Regions from separate parts of the Homo sapiens genome. Here region 2 is linked to region 1. Evidence: read pairs that join two places in POLR2A ChIA-PET (ENCODE). Cell type or tissue: Caco-2. All regions are shown on one strand. Each heading gives the region's core, and the rest is flanking DNA. Links, peaks and the distances in the headings are about the cores only.

What was found. Peaks named below come from ENCODE experiments on the same cell type or tissue, not always from the same donor. Only the 100,000 strongest peaks of a DNase experiment are listed, where the experiment ranks them.
Region 2: POLR2A ChIA-PET joins it to region 1 with 11 read pairs; 1 of 35 experiments calls an interaction of 5 or more read pairs at or near these places.

What each region holds. Positions count from the first base shown.
Region 1 is chr11:66,945,285-66,955,960 of GRCh38, reverse strand. PC (pyruvate carboxylase) reads left to right here. Exons shown (of 23, transcript NM_001040716.2): 2 at 1,525-1,712; 3 at 3,493-3,531. Among named protein-coding and RNA genes, the nearest start is that of PC, 7.8 kb to the left of the region's middle. In Caco-2, for the core only: no CTCF peak of the experiment used is centred there; a DNase peak (open chromatin) is centred at 5,690.
Region 2 is chr11:67,685,575-67,696,250 of GRCh38, reverse strand. No RefSeq gene overlaps it. Among named protein-coding and RNA genes, the nearest start is that of ALDH3B2, 16 kb to the right of the region's middle. In Caco-2, for the core only: a CTCF peak has its summit at 4,912 (motif pointing right); a DNase peak (open chromatin) is centred at 4,890.

The DNA of each region.
Region 1 (10,676 bases), core at 4,298-6,797:
TCTCTGCTAAAAATACAAAAACTAGCCAGGCCTGGTGGCGGGCACCTGTAATCCCAGCTACTCAGGAGGCTGAGGCAGGAGAATTGCTTGAACCTGGGAGTTGAAGGTTGCAGTAAGCTGAGATCACGCCCCTGCACTCCAGCCTGGGCGACAGCATGAAACTCCCTGTCAAAAAAAAAGAAAAAAAAAAGCCCAAAAGGCAGACAGGGCTCTGAGGGCCCAGCTGCAGGCCTGAGCTGCAGATTGTGTCCCATGGTGTTCTGGTAAGCTCCCTGAAAGCAGCCGTCATTTGTTTACTAATGGCTCCTTCACCCTGCTGTGCCCTGCTCTTAGGGAAGGGGCTTTGTTCACTACAGTTGCTCAGTATCTGCTTTTTGAATTAATTAGGCTGTCATCCAAAGTTTCCTCAGTTTACCCCAATGTACCCTCATGTGTCATAACGCCTTCTGTCTTTCTACTGAAGCCCGCTGCAGCCTGGCTGACTCGGTTCCCTGTGCCAGTCCTCACCTCCAAGATCTCCCCTAGAAGGTTGTCCCTGGTAGCCCACAGTAGGTCCCCCAGGCCCTTTTCCCTTTTTTGTCCTGCTCCTTGCTTTCACCCGGTCTCACTTCCAGTGCCCCAGGCACTGTGATAGGTACCTGTCCTCCCACCACCACTCATGGGGGCTCTGGGACCAGTGGCAGGGCAGGACCTCAGATTCACTACTCTTATCCCAAGCCACAGTTCCCTGTGTCCCTCTTCCCTCTGTCCTCTCAGTACCTAATAGTGCCAGGAACAAGTAGGTGCCTAATGAGTGTTTTGGGTGAATTAGTTGAAAAGGGGTCAAACTGGGAACCAGTGAGGAGAGAAGGGTGCAAGATGGGGAATACGGAAAGGAGTTACTTTTGGAGGTGGCAGGGATGGCCAGCACCAAGGTCAGTATGGCAGTAAATCTGGCAATCCACATTTCTCACTGGCACCTTCTGCATGGGCTGGAGGCCTCGTTCAGGTCAACGTTTTCTGTGTTTTTTTTTTTTTGGAGACGGAGTCTTGTTTTGTTGCCCAGGCTGCAGTACAGTGGCACCATCTTGGCTCACTGCAGCCTCTGCCTCCCGGATTCAAGTGATTCTCCTGCCTCAGCCTCCTGAGTAGCTGGGATTACAGGCACCAACCCTTTGCCTGGCTAATTTTTGTATCTTTAGTAGAGATGGGGTTTCACTATGTTGGGCAGGCTGGTCTCGAACTCCTGACTTCAGGTGATCACCTGCCTTGGCCTCCCAAAGTGCTGGGATTACAGGCGTGAGCCACTGCACCCGGCCTCTGGTCAACATTTTCATTGAGGATGAGCATGGCCTTCTCTTTGGCTGCCTCCCAATATCGTCCTGCCCCCATCTGAATGGGCCCCGTTTCTTGTATCCTGAAAGTTCCTGCTTTGGGGCAGGTTTCTCACCCAGAGGCCTCCTTCACAGCAGCAGGGCATTTTGCCTGCTCACTCTGAAACCTCACCTGGGCCTGACTGACCGTGCCTTCCTCTCTTTCTCTTAGCTGCCTTCTAGTCTCACCTGTGGACACTTTGCCAAAGGAGTCGGGCCTGACGGTGGAAGATGGGAAATGGCCAAAAGAATAAACCATTTCCTCTTACTTACCGAATGAAAAGCTTGCTTCATCTTGGCGTTCAAGACTCTCTAATATGATTCCACCTGTTGGGCTCTTTCTTCCATTTGCCTCCGCAGGTACCCTCTTCTGTGTCAGCCCCCATAGTGAGATTAGTCACTGTTACCCCAAACTCACTTCTCACGGTCCCCCCTCTGCTCTTGTTCTTGTTGACTTTGTTTTCTGCAGGGCCTTGCTTCTTATCTTGTCCTGTCAAAATTAAATTATTCTTCGAGACACAGGACTTTATTAAGGCTTGCCAAATCTATTCAGTTGGACTGGGCTCTCTTTTCATAACGATGATGATAAGTAATGATTTATTGTTATTAATAATAAAAGTCAACTACTGTGTGGTGGTGACGGCCTTGCTAAGCCCCTTACATACACATAATGTGATTATCACAACAATCCTATTACGAAGGTCCTATTAGATCCATCTCTTACAAATGACGGACTCTCATAGGTGAAACTCAGAGAGGTGAAATAACGCCCAGAGTAACACAGCCAGGCAGGCTAGGTGGCTCACTGCTGGAGTCCCTCTCACGTGCCATCCCATTTTTGCTTCTTTTAACCAGCCCCTAACAACTTGCTTTTTGGCACTTTGTGGGCAGGGCCTGAGTGTACATACAGTTCCTTGTGCAAGGCATGTGCTCAATAAATATTTTATTGACTTGAGTGCCCCAGACATTGAATTTCAGCCTTGACGTTATCTGTCAAGGCAGCTGGTTTTCTCTGAACAGGGATTTGAGCTTGCTGGCCTGTTTTTCCATTTTGCTGTTCATTGACTAGTGGCTAGGGTAGGTGTGGCTTTTTCGGAAATAAGCAGTCAATAAAACTCCGAAAAGTGATTACACAATACCAACTGTGGGCTCCCATGGGCATAAACACGAGGTGGGCTCTTACTTATGGCAGAGAGGGGTCTCTGCAGGAAAGGATTTGAGGAAATAGCCAGGAAATAGAGTACACATCTCAGGTCACGTAAGACAGCTCCTTATTAGTTTCAAGTTGTGGAGTGAGAGAAGAACCAGACTCCCAGTATTCAGAGGGAGCTCCTGAAGGATTAGAGACAGCTCTGCGGAGATGCAGAGAAAGCGGGCCTGAGGCTGGACGGAGTGGGCAGGAAGAGAAAGCACTTCAGATAAAACGAACTGTTTCTAGAACTTCTTGTTCATGTGTAGTGGGTGGCAGAAAAGGGTTTTACTTAAGCGCTTCCCACCTAGCCTGTCGGTTAACGTCCCAGTGTGTCCTCTGTGCCAGGCATGGTGCCACTGCTGTGCGTGTGCTGCCTCATTGGGTATTCCCTAGTACGCTGTGAGATGGGCATTGTTATTATTCCCATTTTACAGATGAGGAAACAGACTTTGAGTGATTACAGAGCGGCTGTCAGAGTAACAAGAGGTGCAGTCCAGGCAGTGGGACAGCACAGCTGGCGCTTCCAGCTCTGTACCCTCCTGGTGCCCTCAGTGGAAGCAAAGAAACAGTTCTTGGCCGGGTGCGGTGGCTCACACCTGTAATCCCAGCACTTTGGGAGGCCGAGGTGGGTGGATCACCTGAGGTCGGGAGTTCGAGACCAGCCTGACCAACATGGAGAAACCCCCATCTCTACTAAAAATACCAAATTAGCTGGGCGTGGTGGCACATGCCTGTAATCCCAACTACCTCAGGAGGCTGAGGCAGGAGAATCGCTTGAATCCGGGAAGCAGAGGTTGCAGTGAGCCGGGATTGCGCCATTGCACTCCAGCCCGGGTAACAAGACTGAAAAAGTTCTCTGGGTTCTAAAATCGGTGTTCTTGCCACTCCTGTTTTCTCTGGGAAGTTCCTGGAGCAATGAGGGTAATGCTGTTTTTTCTTTTGCTTTAGATAGTGTCTGCCTTCTGGAGAGCTGACCAAACACTAAGGGTAAGTCCTGTGCCTGAATCCAGGCTGGCGGGATGCATGGGGGTCTTCACCAGGAGCAGCTGTGGATGCCAGCAGTTTGGCATGTCAGGTCTTAAGCTCAATCAATAAAAAAAGGCTGCGCTCTGATTTGTGGATAATATCCGTTTAAGCAGTCTTGTCTGTTTCCAGTTGCTCCTGATTTTTACAGGAAAGTGACATCTGGCTCCCTGCTGGCCCCATTTGGCAGCTGGCCAGCCTCAGCAGAAGGCCCTGGTTCTGGAAGGGTATGGTCAGCTTGGGAAGCTGGGCAGGAAGAATCCCTGGGGCTGGGCCGTCTCTGAGAAGACCCCTTGAGTCAGCATGGAGAGCAGGCAGCTGTGGTGTGAGGTGGTTCTGCCAGCTGGTTGTAAAGTCACTTGACACGGGTTTCCAGAGGGTGACGCTCAACCTTTGCCAGTCACGGTAACAACGGGGAAAAAGGGACCTGCCCTTCTTCCCCTGCACATTTTACAGGCATGTGCCACCACACCTGGCTAAGTTTTTTTTTTTCTTTTTTTTTTTTGAGACGGAGTCTTGCTCTGTTGCCAGGCTGGAGTGCAGTGGCGCAAGCTCGGCTTACTGCAACCTCTGCCTCCTGGGTTCAAGCAATTCTCCTGCCTCAGCCTCCCGAGTAGCTGGGACTACAGGTGTGTGCTGCCATGCCCAGCTAATTTTTGTATTTTTAGTAGAGACGGGGTTTTACCATGTTGGCCAGGATGGTCTCAATCTCTTGATCTTGTGATCCACCCACCTCAGCCCCTCAAAGTGCTGGGATTACAGGCATGAACCACTGTGCCCGGCCTAATTTTTGTATTTTTAGTAGAGATGGGATTTTACCATGTTGGTCAGGCTGGTCTCGAACTCCTGACCTCAGGTGATCCGCCCTCTTCGGCCTCCCCAGATGCTGGGATTACAGGTGTGAGCCAGCGCGTCCGGCCTCTACTGCTTTTACAGTTCCCCCAACATGGATTTCCATGGTGGCAGGTGCCTGGGAGATTCAGTGGCCTCCCCTCAGCCTAAATTCCACAGCCCTCCCGCCGGTCCCCTGCTAGTCCAGTCCCCTCTCCCCCTGCTGGTCTGCAGGAGCAGCCGAGCCAGGGAACCAGGTGCTCTCCCAGCATTTGTGACAACAATAATGCTCTTCCCTTCAGGCCCGCTGTGGCCTTGGGGACTTTGTGGCTCAGGGACAACTTTCTCCAGAGCTCATATCCAGTGCTGAGTGGGGATTCCTTGGTATAGGAGTTTTTCTCGGTTTTCCACCCATTATGTGGGGGTTTTCCTCTGACGACCCTTCATGACGCAGGAGCTGGTTTCCTGTGTGAGATTTCCCGCAGTCCTCCCTTGGAGCTAGGTCTTGGGCCAGCAGGTGCCGTCTGCGTGCTACCATTGAGTAAGGGCAATGGGCTCATGGTGGGAATGGCCGTAACGTGGAAGAACTCCACCCTCCACGAGTTTCACCCCCTTGTTCTCTCTCTGCTTGCTCTGTCCTCTTATTCTTGGCTGCTAGAGTTGGATGTTATTTCTCTTACTTGCATCCCTACAATGAGAGGTGGGCATGTTGGGGAAGGTTCCCCCCAAACCACTTGTCTTATGGAACTGAAGAAACTGAAGCCTAGAGAAGGCTGCTTAGCAGAATCCAAGATGCTGATCCCATTGTTTATTCTTCTTTTAAAATTGCCATATTTTATTGATGTCTTCCCTTAGATCCATCAATAGAGAGGGAAAATCAGTCACCAAGAAGGGACCTCTTCTTCCAGGTTATGTAATTTGTCAAAGCTTGTTTGGCTCCTCAGTTCCCAAGGCACTGCTGACTTGAGCTTTGCCTAGGGACTAAGGCTCTGTAGTCTAAGCTTGTCACCCTCCCCTCCTCTTCAGCTTTCTCCTGGGGGGACATGGATGTGGCCCTTTGTTGTGTTGTTAAGTGTTATGCCTGAAGGCGTTACCCCAGGTACTCCCAGCACTACCTCGGGTTTCCTACTCTTGTGTTACCTCCTTGTCCTGATATGCCTCGAGGCCAGAGAAAGAGGTGGGGCCGGGAGGGCACGGGACAGCTGGGAGTACATTTCCACTGCCTGTGTGTGGAAGGGCCTGACTGCTTCTGTGGCAGCTCCTTTCCTGATGACATCCACCATGACATCACAACGAGGCTTTGGGAAAATTCCACGACCTGGCCATGCTGAGTCATACTTAGTCTCTGGGGATGTGTGTCACCTTTCTCTTGTCTGTCACTGAGTGCTGCAGTTACTATGAAGTGACACATGCTGCCCATTTATTACGTTTGCACATCACTTTATGCTGCTTTGGAGCCTCTTCTCATGTACATGCTGTGTATCAATGTGAAATGTATTAATATTAAATCATTAATAATAAGTATATTATTTATTCTGGAAAATATTTGTCTCTTGCAATGTGTGAGGAACCAGAGGTTCAGAGAGACTAGAGACTAAGCGACTTGGTGAGTTTCGGGTGACTGGTGCGTGGCATGTCTGAGGGAGGTTTGGATGCCACACCCACTCCTACCCCTGGATTTTTATGTAATGCAAAGATTATTCAGAAATTACTTTGGTCGAAAACAATTGATTTTCAATTTGTTAAAATTATGAATTCAGAAACCTAGTTATTTTAAGGGCCAGTCTTTTAAGTTTAGCTTATAAGTGTAGCCTATAAATCTTTCTGATCTATTTACGATTCTAGGACATTTTAACAGTCACTTTCAGGGGGCTTTTATTTATTTATTTTTTTTGCGATGGAGTCTCGCTCTGTCGCGATCTCGGCTCACTGCAACCTCCGCCTCCTGGTTCAAGCGATTCTTCTGCCTCAGCCTCCTGAGTAGCTGGGATTACAGGCGCCCGCCACCATGCTGGCTAATTTGTATTTTTAGTAGAGGCGGGGTTTCTTCATGTTGGTCAGGCTGGTCTCGAACTCCTGACTCAAGTGATCTGCCCGCCTCGGCCTCCCAAAGTGCTGGGATTACAGGCGTGAGCCGCCGCCCCGGCCTTAGGGGGCTTTTTGATTAATGCTTGGTCCCATTTGCAAATTTGATGAAACTTCTGAAATGTTTCAATTGAACTTATAAATCATATTCAACTTCAGTTAACTATTTTAATAATTCTTCTGGCCGGGCATGGTGGGTGGCTCACGCCTGTAATCCTAGCACTTTGGGAGGCCAAGGCGGGCAGATCACGAGGTCAAGAGATTGAGACCATCCTGGCCAACATGGTGAAACCCTGTCGCTACTAAAAATACAAAAATTAGCTGGGTGTGGTGGTCACGCGCCTGTAATCCCAGCTACTTGGGAGGCTGAGGCAGGAGAATCGCTTGAACCCGGGAGGCGGAGGTTGCAGTGAGCTGAGATTATGCCACTGCACTCCAGCCTGGCGACACAGCAAGACTCCATCTCAAAAAAATAATAATAATAATAAATAATAATAATAATTCTTCCATTTTTCTGATTAAAAAAACCCTCTAATACCTAAATGACTCTTGTAAATCTAATAAATGAAGCTGAATATTACACTTTTCTTAAACTTTCCTATACCGTTTTATGTTTTGTTTGTTTATTTTTGTTTATTTTGAGACGGTCTGATTCTGTCACTCAGGCTGGAGTACAGTGGCACAGTCTCAGCTCACTGCAACCTCTACCTCCTAGGCTCAGGTGATCTTCCCTTTTCAGACTCCTGAGTAGCTGGGACTACAGGTTCAAGCCACCACACCCGGCTAATTTTTGTACTTTTTGTGGAGACGGGGTTTCACCACATTGCCCAGGCTCATCTCGAACTCCTGAGCTCAAGCAATCAGCCCGCCTTGGCCTCCCAAAGTGCTGGGATTACAGGCGTGATACATTTTAGTTTTTACAATAGCTTTATTGGAGTATTACTGAGATATAATAAGTTGCACATATTTAAAGTATACAGTTTAGTAAGTTTTAACATATGTGTACCCTTGTGAAACCATCACTGCAGTCCAGAGAGTGAACACATTCATCACCTTTGGAATTCCTCCCTCTGCCTCCTCACTCTTCAGGAAACCATGGAACTGCTTTCTGTTACTATAGGTTAGTTTCCATTTTCTGGAATTTCACATAAATTGACTCATACAGTATATATTCTTTTTTCTCTGCCTTCTTTTACTCAGCATAATTATGTTGAGATATGTCCATGTTGTTGCTTGTATTGATAGTTCATTTCCTTCTTTTTTTTTTTTTTAAGACAGAGTCTTGCTCTGTCACCCAAGCTGGAATATAGCGGCGTGATCATAGCTCACTGCAGCCTTGATCTTCTGGGCTCAAGTGATCTCCCATCTCACTGAGTAGCTGGAACTACAGGTGTGTGCCACTACGCCTGGCATATCTATCTATCTATCTATCTATCTATCTATCTATCTATCTATCTATCTATCTTTAGTAGAGATGAGATCTCGGTATGTTGCTTAGGCTTTTTTTTTTTTTTTGAGACGGAATCTCACTCTGTCGCCCAGGCTGGAGTGCAGTGGCATGATCTCGGCTCACTGCAACCTCTGCCTCCCGGGTTCAAGCGATTCTTCTGCCTTAGCCTCCCAAGTAGCTGGGACTAGAGGCGCCCACCACCACGCCCAGCTAATTTTTGTATTTTTAGTAGAGAGGGGGTTTCACCATGTTGGCCAGGCTGGTCTCGACTCCTGACCTCAAATGATCCACCCCACCTCAGCCTCGAAAAGTGTTGGGATTACCTGCGTGAGCTACCGCACCTGGCCCTTAGGCTTGTCTTGAACTCCTGAACTCAAGCAGTCCTTCCCACTTTCCACCTTGGCCTCCCAAAGTGCTGGGGTTACAGGCATGAGCCACTGTTCCTGGTCAGTTCTTTTTTTTTTTTTGAGACTGAGTCTTGCTCTGTCGCACAGGCTGGAGTGCAGTGGCACGATCTCGGCTCACTGCAAGCTCCGCCTCAACCTCCCGAGTAGCTGGGACTACAGGCACCCACCACCACACCCAGCTAATTTTGTTTTTGTATTTTTAGTAGAGACGGGGTTTCACTGTGTTAGCCAGAATGGTCTTGATCTCCTGACCTTGTGATCCTCCCGCCTCGGCCTCCCAAAGTGCTGGAATTACAGGCATGAGCCACCGCACCCAGCTTTTTTTTTTTGCTGATTTCATTATATGGGTATTACAGTTTATCCAGTCACCTTTGTTGGTCATCTCAGGTGCTTCTACTTTTTGGCATCTACAAATAAAGCTACTGTGAACATTTGTGTATAAGTCTTTGTGTGAACATATATTTCCTTTTCTCTTGGGTAAATGCCTAGGAGTGGAGTGGCTGGATCCTGTGGTAGCTGTATGTATGTTTAACTTGAACTGCCAAATTTTCTGACGTGGTTGTAGTATTTTACATTCCTACCAGCTGTGTATGAGAGTTCCAGTTTCTCTTCATCCTCCCCAACACTGGCTATGGTTAGTCTTTTAAATTTTAGCCATTTAAAAAGGTATATGGTGGTATCTCATGGTTTCAATTTGAATTTTCCTAATGATAATGATGTTGAGCATCTTGTCATGTGTTTGTCATCTGCCAGTACTGATTTTAAACTTAGTAAAATTTCTATGTAAAATCACACGTCTAAACTAACTACTCAGTTACATGTTTTTTGTTTTGAGACAGGGTCTTGCTCTGTGCCCCAGGCTGGCTTGCACTGATGCGATCGTGGCTCACTGCAGCCTCGACCTCCCATGCTCAAGCGATCCTCCCATCTCAGCCTCTTGAGTAGCTGGGACCATGGCATGCACGTCATGCCTGGCTGATTTAAAAAAAATTTTTTTTTTGAGATGGAGTCTCACTCTGTTGCCCAGGCTGGAATGCGGTTTCATGATCTTGGCCTACTTGCAACCTCCGCCTGCTGGGTTCAAGCAATTCTTCTGCCTCAGCCTCCCGAGTAGCTGGGATTACAGGCGTGGCCCAGCTAATTTTTGTATTTTTAGTAGAGACGGGGTTTCACCATATTGGCCAGGCTGATCTCGAACTCCCGACCTTGTGATCTGCCCGCCTTGGTCTCCCAAAGTGCTGGGATTACAGGCATGAGCCACTGCACCTGGCCTTTTAAAAAATTTTCTTTGTAGAGGTGGGATTTCACTGTGTTGCCAGGGCTGGTCTCAAACTGCTATCATGCGATCCACCTGCCTCAGCCTCCCAAAATCATGTGGTTACAGATGTGAGTCACCACGCCTGGCCTCAGTTACATGTTTTAATTGGAATCTCAAGACTGATTTGTTATTCTAAACAGACCATATTCTCTTAGAGTACATAAAGTAACAGACAACACACAGATTTCTTTTTTTTTTTTTTTTTTTTTTGAGACGGAGTCTCGCTCTGTCGCCCAGGCCGGACTGCGGACTGCAGTGGCGCAATCTTGGCTCACTGCAAGCTTCGCTTCCCGGGTTCACGCCATTCTCCTGCCTCAGCCTCCCGAGTAGCTGGGACTACAGGCGCCCGCCACCGCGCCCTGCTAATTTTTTGTATTTTTAGTAGAGACGGGGTTTCACCTTGTTAGCCAGGATGGTCTCGATCTCCTGACCTCATGATCCACCCGCCTCGGCCTCCCAAAGTGCTGGGATTACAGGCGTGAGCCACCGCGCCCGGCCAGATTTCTTAACACAAAAATATAAATACTATGGTTTTTATTTTCCTAGCCTTGTCTATATTTAATCTAATATTTTCCTGGAATTAGAGAAGCTTACCTAATAAGGAATTAAATACATGATTTTAAAGTATAGTAAATTATTTTTCTAATTAACTTTTGGCCTTTCTTTCTCAACTGGATGACATTTTCTTTATAATTAAAGAGACCCCTGGCAGGGATGAAACTGGACTTTGAATCTAACTGCTAAGCAGAGCCTGCTCCACTGCCACCATTTTGCCTCCAAATGGGGATGGTCTCACAGCCCATGTGCCTCAAATAGAAGTATCACATTACTAATGTCTTCCTCTTCTCATCTCATGTAACTCTGCAGTTCCGACCCGCCCCCCCAAACCATTTGAATTCAGTTAATCTATTTAAGGCTTCCTTTTTGTTATGCAGTATGGCCACAAAAATAGGTGGAACTAAATACAAAATAGATACAGTTTAGATTCTTTAGATTCTCTGTATCTCCCAAGGCTTTC
Region 2 (10,676 bases), core at 3,502-6,001, 740 kb before region 1:
AGATCAAGACCAGCCTGGGCAACTTAGTGAGACCTTGACTGTAGAAAGCAAAGGTTCCTCTTCAAAGCTTCCCCTTTAAATCATAAATGTTATTGATATCTTTTCTCAGAACTAACTTTCTTCAAGTTTCTTATTTTATAGTAATACCTCTCTGTTATGCCTTATGTAGCAAATGTAACAGAATAAGCATACTCTGACTTCAATATCTATGTTAAACATGCTCACAGGCACGTAGTACATTCTACGTCCTTGTACCTTAGTCAAAATATTCGTGCTGGACGTGTCCAGGCATTTCCCAGATTGCAGCGTACACTCCTCCCTTATTTGGGAATATTATTACTTTTCTAAGTCCTTTCCTAAGCAACTTCCTTTTTTTCCTTCGTTCCTCCCTGCCTTTACCTATTTAAAAAAGTTTAAACTGTTAGCCAATCGGGTTTTAGTTTAGGTGGTAAGGTCTGGCTCCAGCCAGTGACATGGCAATAGGGACCTCATGCGTAAGGGATAAATATTCTAGTGCCTTTTTTATTTTGTATGCGATCGTGGCAGGATTGCGGACGGGCAGCACTCTTTCTGCAGAAGGTAAAAATCACCTTGCTGAGGAAGCTTTTCGTCTGCTGATTCTTCTTTGTGACATCGGGGAATAAGGATTTATTTCTAACAGTCTTGGGGGCTCGTCTGGGATCACCCAGTCTCCTTCGGGTCGGGGTCTCTGATTCCCGCCCCCCCACCAAGGGGAGGCGCCCCACTGCCTTACTGCGGTGGCCTCAGGGACTGGGAATCCGGACTTACCTGTTGTGATGAATAAACCCGGACCCTCAGCAACGTGGAAAACGGCGAATAGGCTTGCATTGCACTGCCTCGGGGACCAGATAAACTCTGTTCACAGAGCAAAGTAAAGAAACGTCGCAAGGGTGCGACAAAGTACTTGCTTGGTGGTCGGGATATTCTGGAGGTTAAAAGTGTGTGTGAATAGTCACAAGCCTCACTGCAGCTGGTGTTGCTTGTGTAAATCATGATAAGTCCTACTGCTGGACCGAGCGAGTGAGTCTTGCCTGCGGTTCCGTGGCTACCTCATACGGCTTAAGGCGGATCTTGCCTTGGGGTTTATACCGGCACGCCAATGCTAAGAGGGGCCTAAATTCCCGTGAGGAAAGTGGCCAGGTAGGACAAAGCGAGTGAAGAGTGTAAAAAGCCTCCAGAAAGAAAAAGAGGAGTTAAATCCTCCTCAGGGAAAACGAAACCTCAAGCACGTTAAGGTTAAAAATATAAGCAAGCCAGGAAAAAACAGGATAGACAAGAAATCTCTAGGATTAAGAGGTTAAGTCTACCTGATATTCAATATGGGAAAGGTTTCTAGTAAATCGGGGGCAAAAAAAGATGCAAGTTATCAAATCCCTCCCGATAGTCCTTTAAGGCTCATGTTAAAGTATTGGAAAGATAATAAAAAAACTAAATTTAAAAAAAGCAGCAGATAATTAAGTATTGTTGCTTTATTTGGACTAAAAAGCCAATTCTCAAGCCAGCGGTTTTTTGGTCAAAATTTAGGTCAGATAAAGATTAAATCTGTCAACTTTTAATAATATATGTTTATAGCAAAAGTCCTGTGTCACAAGAAAAATTGATTATGCTTTATGCTAGCGGCAAGGGCCTATATTATTCTTTATCCTTTAAAAACGATCAAAGGGGGACTAGAAAATAAAAAACAGTCAAAAATGGCCTTATCTAATAAGAGATAGGACCCTCTAGACCACCTTCCCCCGTTTCTTAATAACCTGCTGACACCTCCCCAGGTAGCTGCTGCTGTCCTAGATCCCCTTCTGGACCTGATCCCTGACCCAGCTGCCACTCCAGGCCCCCCTGCCACTCCAGGCCCCCCTGCCACTCCAGGCCTCCCCCATATAACCCAGATTCTTGTGAATCCCAGGAGCCTAAAAATTCTAAATATCCTTCTTTAAAGAAAAGACTCCAACAAAAATTAAAACAATGTAAGAAGGATATTCAGAATTTCCCTTTTCCTGCCCCCCAAAAAAGTTAACTTCAACATTCTTTCCTTTAAGGAAAGTTCCCCAAGGAGGAGAAGCTATTGGTTTTGTGGATGCTCCCCTTACTGGGTCTGAAGTTTGGAGTATAAAAAGAGAACTAAAGCCACTGTTAAATAATCCTAACAGGGTGGCAGATCAAATTGATCAGTTTTTAGGCCCACAGTTATATACTTGGGCTGAATCAGTGTGCATCCTAGGTATTATTTTTTCAAGGAAAAAAAGAAATACGATCTGGGAACGTAAACATCCTCCAGGTCAAAATGTTCTGGCAGCAAATCATAAATTCCCTGCTCAGGACCCGCAGTGGGATAAAATAATGCTGCCCACCGAAATAATATAAGGAATTTTTTAAAAAATAATAATCAGGGGGATTCAAAAGTCAGCACCCAGACCCCAAAACCTTTCCAAAGCATTTAATGTCCAACAAAAGAAAGATGAAGGACCTATGAGGTTCATAGATAAATTAAAAGAACAAATAAAAAAAATGCTAACTTAGACCCAGAAAGCCCTCTTGGGCAAGGAATGTTAAAACTGCACTTTGTTACTCACAGTTGGCCAGACATTACTAAAAAGTTACAAAAATTAGAAAATTTAAAAAATCAATAAAAAAGTTATTTAAAAAGGCTCAAAAACTATATGTAAAAAAATAAGGAAAGACAAAGGCAAAAAGCAAAAATCTTTTGGCAAAATTCACTAGTCTCTGGCAGACGATGCCAGAGACCAGATCTAGACCTGGGCCTATAAAATTCTCTAGGGGAGGCAAAAGGAAAAAGTTTAGGAATTCAAAAATGCAAAACAAAAAAAGAAGGCAAGGTCAGTATTTATTTTTTTAAACTAATTTATTAATTTATTAATTTATTTATTTATTTTGAGATGGAGTCTCACTCTGTCACCCAGGCTGGAGTGCAGTGGTGCGATCTCGGCTAGCTCCGCCTCCCAGGTTCACGCCATTCTCCTGCCTCAGCCTCCTGAGTAGCTGGGACCACAGGCCCACGCCACCACACCCAGCTAATTTTTTGTATTTTTAGTAGAGACGGGGTTTCACGTGTTAGCCAGGACGGTCTGGATCTCCTGACCTCGTGATCTGCCCGCCTCGGCCTCCCAAAGTGCTGGGATTACAGGTGTGAGCCATCGCGCCCGGCCAGGTCAGTATTTTAGAAAAAAATGTCAAAGTAAGTGTCATAGGAGCTGTGGATGTGAAAATAAAGAGGAGAAGCAAAGAAGCTTTGGGCTTGGTAGGGAGGAAGGAAAAGACAGATGTTACAGATGCGGGAGACCAGGTCGTTTTAAAAGGGAATGTCCCAAGTTAGAAAAGGCAGAAAAAGCTCCCCCACTTGTGACCACTTTTAAAGAAGAATAGGGGGGTCAGGGGCTCTGACTTTTCTATTTTGAGTCCCACCAAGAGCCCTTGATAAATTTAGAGGTGGGACCCAGACATAAATTAATCACCTTTTTAGTCGACTCAGGAGAAGCCCATTCACCTGTCTGTTTTCCTTCAGCTCATTTAGTTTGTTCCCCAAAGGAATTAACAGTTTCTGGGGTTAAAGGGGAAGGATTCAAGGCAAAAGTTTTAGAAAATACAGAAGTTAAATATATAAATTGATTAGTTTATATACAATTTTTATTAATTCCTAAAGCAAAAGCCAATTTGTTAGAAAGAGATTTAACGTTAAAGTTAGGTATAGGTTTACAAGTTAGTCCAAAAGGTTTCCTAACCTCTTTAAATTTGTTAGCTATAGCAGATAAAAAATACATTCATCCAGCTGTCTGGTCAAGGGAAGGTAATCAGGGAAATTTACAGATTCCTCCAACACATGTTCAGTTAAAGACTCCAGGGGAAATAGTAAAAAGAAAGCAATACCCTATTCCTTTAGAAGGAAGAATAGGGTTAAAGCCTGTAATCAAAAGACTTATTAAAGATGGGCTATTGAACCTTCTATGTCTCCATACAATACTCCAATGTTACCAGTCAAAAAAATCAGATGAATCATACCAATTAGTGCAAAATCTTAGAGCTATCAATCAAATAGTTCAAACCACTCATCCTGTTGGGCCTAACCCCTACACTATTCTTAGTAAAATTCCATATAGTCATCAGTGGTTCACAGTAATAGACTTAAAAGATACATTTTAGGCATGTCCTTTGGCTAAAGACAGCCAAAATATATTTGCCTTTGAGTGGGAGGACCCCTATTTAGGCAAAAGCAACAATACAGGTGGACAGTTTTTACCCCAAGGATTTACAGATTTTCCCAATCTTTTTTGTCAAGTATTTAAAAAAAATTATTGTCCCAAAACAGTTATGCTTTCTTCAATATGTAGATAATATTCTTACATCTAAGGAAGAGATAGAAAAGGTAGCTGGACTTTCTACAAAAGTTCTTAACCACCTACAAGATAAAGGGTTATGGGTTTCAAAAGAAAAGCTTCAATATGTAGAACCTAAAGTTAAATATCTAGGCCATTTAATAAGTGCAGATAAAAGAAAAATAAGACCCCCCAAAATTGAGAAAATCATGTCTCTACCCTTGCCCCGAACCAAACAAGAACTTAAAAAATTCCTGGGATTAGTTGGGTACTGTCGTTTATGGATGGACTCATATGCATTAAAAAGTAAGCTCTTATATAAGAAATTAACTAAAGAGGAAACGCATCCCCTTATATGGACTTCTAAAGAAGTTAATCAAGTGGAGAAATTAAAAGAAAGACTCATCACTGCTCCCATCCTAGCCTTACCCTCTTCAGAAAATCATGTCATCTTTTTGTGAATGTAGACAATAGAGTAGGGTGGTCACTAAAGAACATGGAGGCGGTCAACAACCAGTAGCCTTTCTATCAAAAGCATTAGATCCAGTTGCCAGTAGATGGCCTCCGTGTATTCAGTCTCTAGCAGCCACAGCAATACTAGTTGAAGAAAGTAAGAAATTAACTTTTGAAGGGTACCTAACAGTGAGCACCCCTCACCAAGTTAAGGTGATCCTAAACCAAAAAGCTGGGAGATGGCTTACTGATTCTAGAATCTTAAAATATGAGGCTATTCTATTAAAAAAAAAGATGATTTAACAGATAATTCCTGAAATCCAGCAAGCTTCTTAACAGGAAACCTACTGCTCAAAAAAAGAACATTTGTGGTTAGATTTAATTGACTATCATACAAAAGTTAGGCCAGATTTAGTAGAGACCCCTTTTAAAACAGAGCGACATCTATTTATAGATGTCTCCTCCCGGGTAATTGAAGGGACATGACATAATGGATATGCTATAATTATAGGAAGATCTTAAAAGAAGTAAAATCAGGAAGATTATCAAATAGTTAGTCTGCCCAACCTTGCGAGTTATTCACAGTCACGCCCTAAAATATTTACAGAACCAGGTAAAAACCATCTATACTGACTCTAAATATGCCTTTGGGGTATCTCATACATTTGGGAAAATTGGGGCTAAGCAAGGACTAATTAACAGTAAAGGTAAAGAACTTCCTCGTGAAACACTAATTGTTCATGTTTTTAATAATCTTCAGTTACCTGAAGAAATAGCCATTGTCCATGTTCCAGGACACCAACCTAACTTTTCTTTTAAAAGTCGAGGAAACAATCTTGCAGACCAAATAGCAAAGCAGGCTGCTGTTTCTGAGACGTGCATTTTTCATTTAACCCCTTGTCTCCCTTCTCCTATTGTAGTTCCTATTTTCTCTCAAGACGAAAAAGTTAGAAAAGATTAGAGCTCAAAAAAAATTCAAAAGGAAGATGGATACTTCCAGATCAAAGAGAAATGTTATCCAAGCATCTTATAAGAGAAATTTTGTCCCAACTACATCAGGGAAGTAATTAGGATCCCCAAGCTATGTGTGATGCAGTTCTGTTTATGGATGCATTAAAGTTTATACTTTAGCCAAACAAGTTACAGTTATTTAATTTGCAAAAAAAAAAAAAAAAAAAAAAAACACAAATAAACAAGCCTTAAAAAAAGTTACCCCTTAGAGGAAAAAATCCAGGACGATGGCCATTTCAAAGTGTTCCAATTAACTATAGTAAAATGCCCCCAATTGGTGGCCTAAAATATTTATTAGTAATAGTAGATCATTTTACCCACTGGGTAAAAGCCATTGTTTTTTCAAGTGTAACTGCCAGTAATGCAGTCAAAGCCTTAATTAAACATATTGTACCTAGGTTTAGCTTAATAAAAAATATTAATTCACACAATGAAACCCATTTTACTGCACGTGTTATTATCTAGTACTGCCCTAAGTACTAGACATAAAGTGGGAATATCACATTCCTTGGCATCCATCCTCTTCGGGAGGAGTAAAAAGGATAAATCAAACTCTTAAAAATCATGTAACTAAATCAGTCCTAATGACTTGCTTGCCATGAACTAAACGTCTTCCTATTGCTTTATTAAAAATTAAAACTGCCCCTAGGAAAGATGTTGGATTGTCCCCTTATAAAATGTATAGATTACCCTACTTACATTCTTCTGCTGATGTCCCTATGTTTTTATTGTTATTTGTGGGAGGAGGGATTTGAACCCCGTGGCTATTTGATCTCTAGCTTTGAATTTATTTGGTATACCTTGTGGAATGCTAGTTCCATCTAAATAAACATGGGGGTCAAAGGACCCAAGACTGGCTTCTCTTGTTTTACGATGTCGTGTTTTTTGTTGTTGTTGTTGTTTTTCTGGTTGATGAATTGCCAGGGTAAAAGGGATAGCCAGTTCAACTAGAGTACAAGTAAGGTCCAATTATTTGGCAGAGTGTCCAGCAAAGGCCCTCCACAATACCACTATACCTCTGCTTGGGGATGAGTAAGGGCTGACTGATGGGTCAGCTCTTGGAAGTGCCTGACCTTACCGCATCCTGTTAAGTTTCTAAGAAACACTAAATTTTCCCCTTGTCTTGAGAGCCACGAAGCAAAAGTGGTGTCAGAAGATGGAGGCTGGATGGCCCTTGGGGGCTTTTTCAACACTCCAACACTCCAACACTCTAGAACACTGTGTGCCCATAAGCAATCACTCCCCATTCCCCACACCTCCATCCCCTGGCAACTGCCAATCTGCTTTCTACCTCCGGGGATTTGCCCATGCTGGCCATTTCATACAAATAGGACCGTACAGTATGTGCCTGGCTTCTTTCACTTAGCACAGTGTTCTCCAGGTTAAGCCAGGTTGCAGCATGTGTCCATACTTCATCCTTTTTTCAAACATAGACTTCGTTTTTCAGAGCAGTTTTGGGTTCACAGTCAAACTCCATTTGTTTTGTTTTGTTTTGAGATGGAGTCTCGCTCTGTCACCCAGACTGGAGTGCAGTGGTGTGATCTCAGCTCCCTGCAACCTCTGCCTCCCAGGTTCAAGTGATTCTCCTGCCTCAGCCTCCCAAGTAGCTGGAACTATAGGCATGTGCCACCACACCCGGCTAATTTTTGTATTTTTAGTAGAGACAGGGTTTCACCATGTTGGTCAGGCTGGTCTCAAACTCCTGACCTCAGGTGATCCACCTGCCTTGGCCTCTCAAAGTGCTGGGATTACAGGTGTGAGCCACCGTGCTCCACCTCCATTTGTTTTTATGGCTAATATTGCGTTGTCTGGATGGGCCACATTTTGTTTATCTGTGATGGACCCTTGGATTGTTTTCACATTTGGGCCATTGTGAATGGCACTGCTGTAAACATTTGTGTACAAGTATTTGTTTGAATGCTTATTTTCAATTCTTTTGGGTATATACCTGGGAACACAATTGCTAGGTCACATGGCAATTCAATGTTTAACTTTTGAGGAGCCACCGCGCTGTTTTCCATAGCAGGCACACGATTCCCCATCTCCACCAGCAGCGTCTGAGGATTCCAATTGCTCCACATCCTTGCCAACACTTAGAAAAAATCAGAGCCCTCACAAATACTGTATTAGTCAGTTCAGGCTGCTGTACTAAAATACTACAGACTAGGTGGCTTAAACAGAAATTTATTTTTCATAGTCTGAAGGCTGGGAAGTCCAAGATCAAGGTGCTGACTGATTTGGTTCCTGGTGAGGGCCCTCCTCCTGGCTTTCCAAAGGCTGCCTTCTTGCTGTCTCCTTATATGGTACAGAGAGAGAGAGAGAGAGTGAGTGAGAGAGAGAGAGAGAGACAGAGAGATATCTGGTGTCTCTTCCTTTTCTTTCTTTTTTTTTTTTTTTTTTTTCTGAGACAGAGTCTCACTCTGTTGCCCAGGCTGGAGTGCAGGGGCCCGATCTCGGCTCACAGCAACCTCTACCTCCTGGGTTCAAGGGATTCTCCTGCCTCAGCCTCCCAAGTAGCTAGGATTACAGGCACCCACCACCATGCCTGGCTAATTTTTGTATTTTTAGTAGAGATAGGGTTTCACTATGTTGGCCAAGCTGGTCTCAAACACCCGACCTCAGGTGATCTGCCCGCCTTGGCCTCCCAAAGTGCTGGGATTACAGGTGTGAGCCACCGCACCTGGTCTCTTCCTTTTCTTATAAGGAAGAAAACTCCATCCGGGACCCCACCTTCAGGACCTCATCTCAACCTGATTACCTCCCTAAGGTCCAACCTCTTAATACCATCATATTGGGGGTTAGGGTTGCAACATGGGAATTTAAAGGAGATAAAAACATTCAGTCTATAGCACTACCTAACAGCATGTCCTCAAAATATAGAAATAAAACATGGACAGAATTAGGAGGAAAATTTGCCCAATCCACGCTTCCTTCAGAAACAAATAGGTCAAACTGGCAAAATAGTAATATGATAAAAGATTTGAACAACAGAATTAGCAAAATTGAGCTAATGGAAATACATACATACATATATATATATATATATATATATATATATATATATATATATATATGTGGCAGAAGGAGGCATGTGCTTTTGAGCACACATGAAACAGTCATAAAATTGATCACATACCATGCACCAAAGCAAGTCTTAAGAAATTTCAGGCCAGGCACAGTGGCTTATGCCTATAATCCCTGCACATTGAGAGGCTGAGTCACGTGGATCACCTGAGATCAGGAGTTTGAGACCAGCCTGGCCAACATGGTGAAACCCCATCTCTACTAAAAATACAAAACTTAGCCAGACGTGGTGGCACGTGCCTGTAGTTCTAGCTACTCGGGAGGCTGAGGCAGGAGAATCACTTGAACCCGGGAGGCAGAGGTTGAAGTGACCTGAGATCATGCCACTGCACTCCAGCCTGGGCGAGAGAGTGAGACTCTGTCTCAAAAAAGATAAAAAATAAAAAAAGGAAATTTCAAGAATCTGGCTATATATATGAGATTCTTTGACTATAAGGTAATCAAGTTAAAATGGATAATAAAACAATATCAGCAGCCATACATTTGAAAGGCAAAAAATATGCTGCTACATAATGTATAGATTAACTAAGAAATTATAAAGGAAATTAGCAAATGTTAATATTAAACAATAATGAAAATATCAAAAACTTGTGGAGTGGAGTGATATGATGCCTAGAGGAAAATATATCTCTCTAAATATTTATATAAGAAAATCAGTTCGAGACTAGCCTGACCAGTATTAGAAAACAGGAAAGATAATAAATGGCCTCCTGAAAGAATCATTAAATATTATGGGCCAGCTACCTGGGCGCATGGGGTAACATACCCCCATCTATATGCTCAACCACATCATAAGGTTGCAGGCAGTCCTAGAAATTACAAAGAAATTATAACCAATGAAACGTCAAGGGCACTAGATTTACTAGCAATACAAGCAACACAAATGAGAAATGCTATATATCAAAATAGATTGGCTTTAGGTTACCTCTTAGTCTCAGAAGGAGGAGTATGTGGAAAATTTAGTTTAACCAACCTTTGCCTAGAAATCGATAATAATGGCCGAGCTGTCATGGAAATCACAGCTGAAATGCGCAAGCTGGCCCATGTTCAAGTTCAGACATGGTCCGGGTGGTCCCCGGATTCCTTGTTTGGAGGATGGTTCTCAACTTTTGGAAAATTCAAAACCCTCATTGGTGGGTTCTTACTTATTCTTGGCATCTGCCTCATCCTCTCTTGCCTTTTACCGCTGCTTATTAAGAGTATTCAGTCAACTATAGAGGCAATAGTAACCTGACTCACTACCGTGCAGTTGATGGCATTAACCAAATATCAGCCACTGCCAGTAGAAGAAGCAGCTCAGCTCCACGAAGAGGTGGCAAATAGTGGTGCTTTCTATTAACACCTTTGTTATAAAAAGCACCAAAGATGGGAAAATGAAACAGGAATTAAAAGAAATTAAAGAACGTGTAAGCAAAAACTCAGTTACATATAAGAAAACACAGTTCCCCCTGAGAAAGAGAAAGAGCTGGAGTCCTTTAAAAATTAACTGCCTGTTTTTCTGTGGCTAGGGAGCCTCATCTCTTCCCCTTTCCCAGGCATTGTGAAGACCGTTTCTCTAGCTGTGCAGCTGCAAGGTCACTAGACAGATAAACTCAAGTTGTAAAACATGTTTTTCCTTGAAAAGTAAGAAATGATATAATGCATGTCTCAATTAATTAAATAACTGTCTTTTTTTCTCACTTCTGTAATATGCTTCCCCCTGCACAGATCTACCTTAAAAGGTAACTTAACTCTTTGTTCAGGGCTCAGTCCTTTGGATATTAATCTGACTGGGCCAGT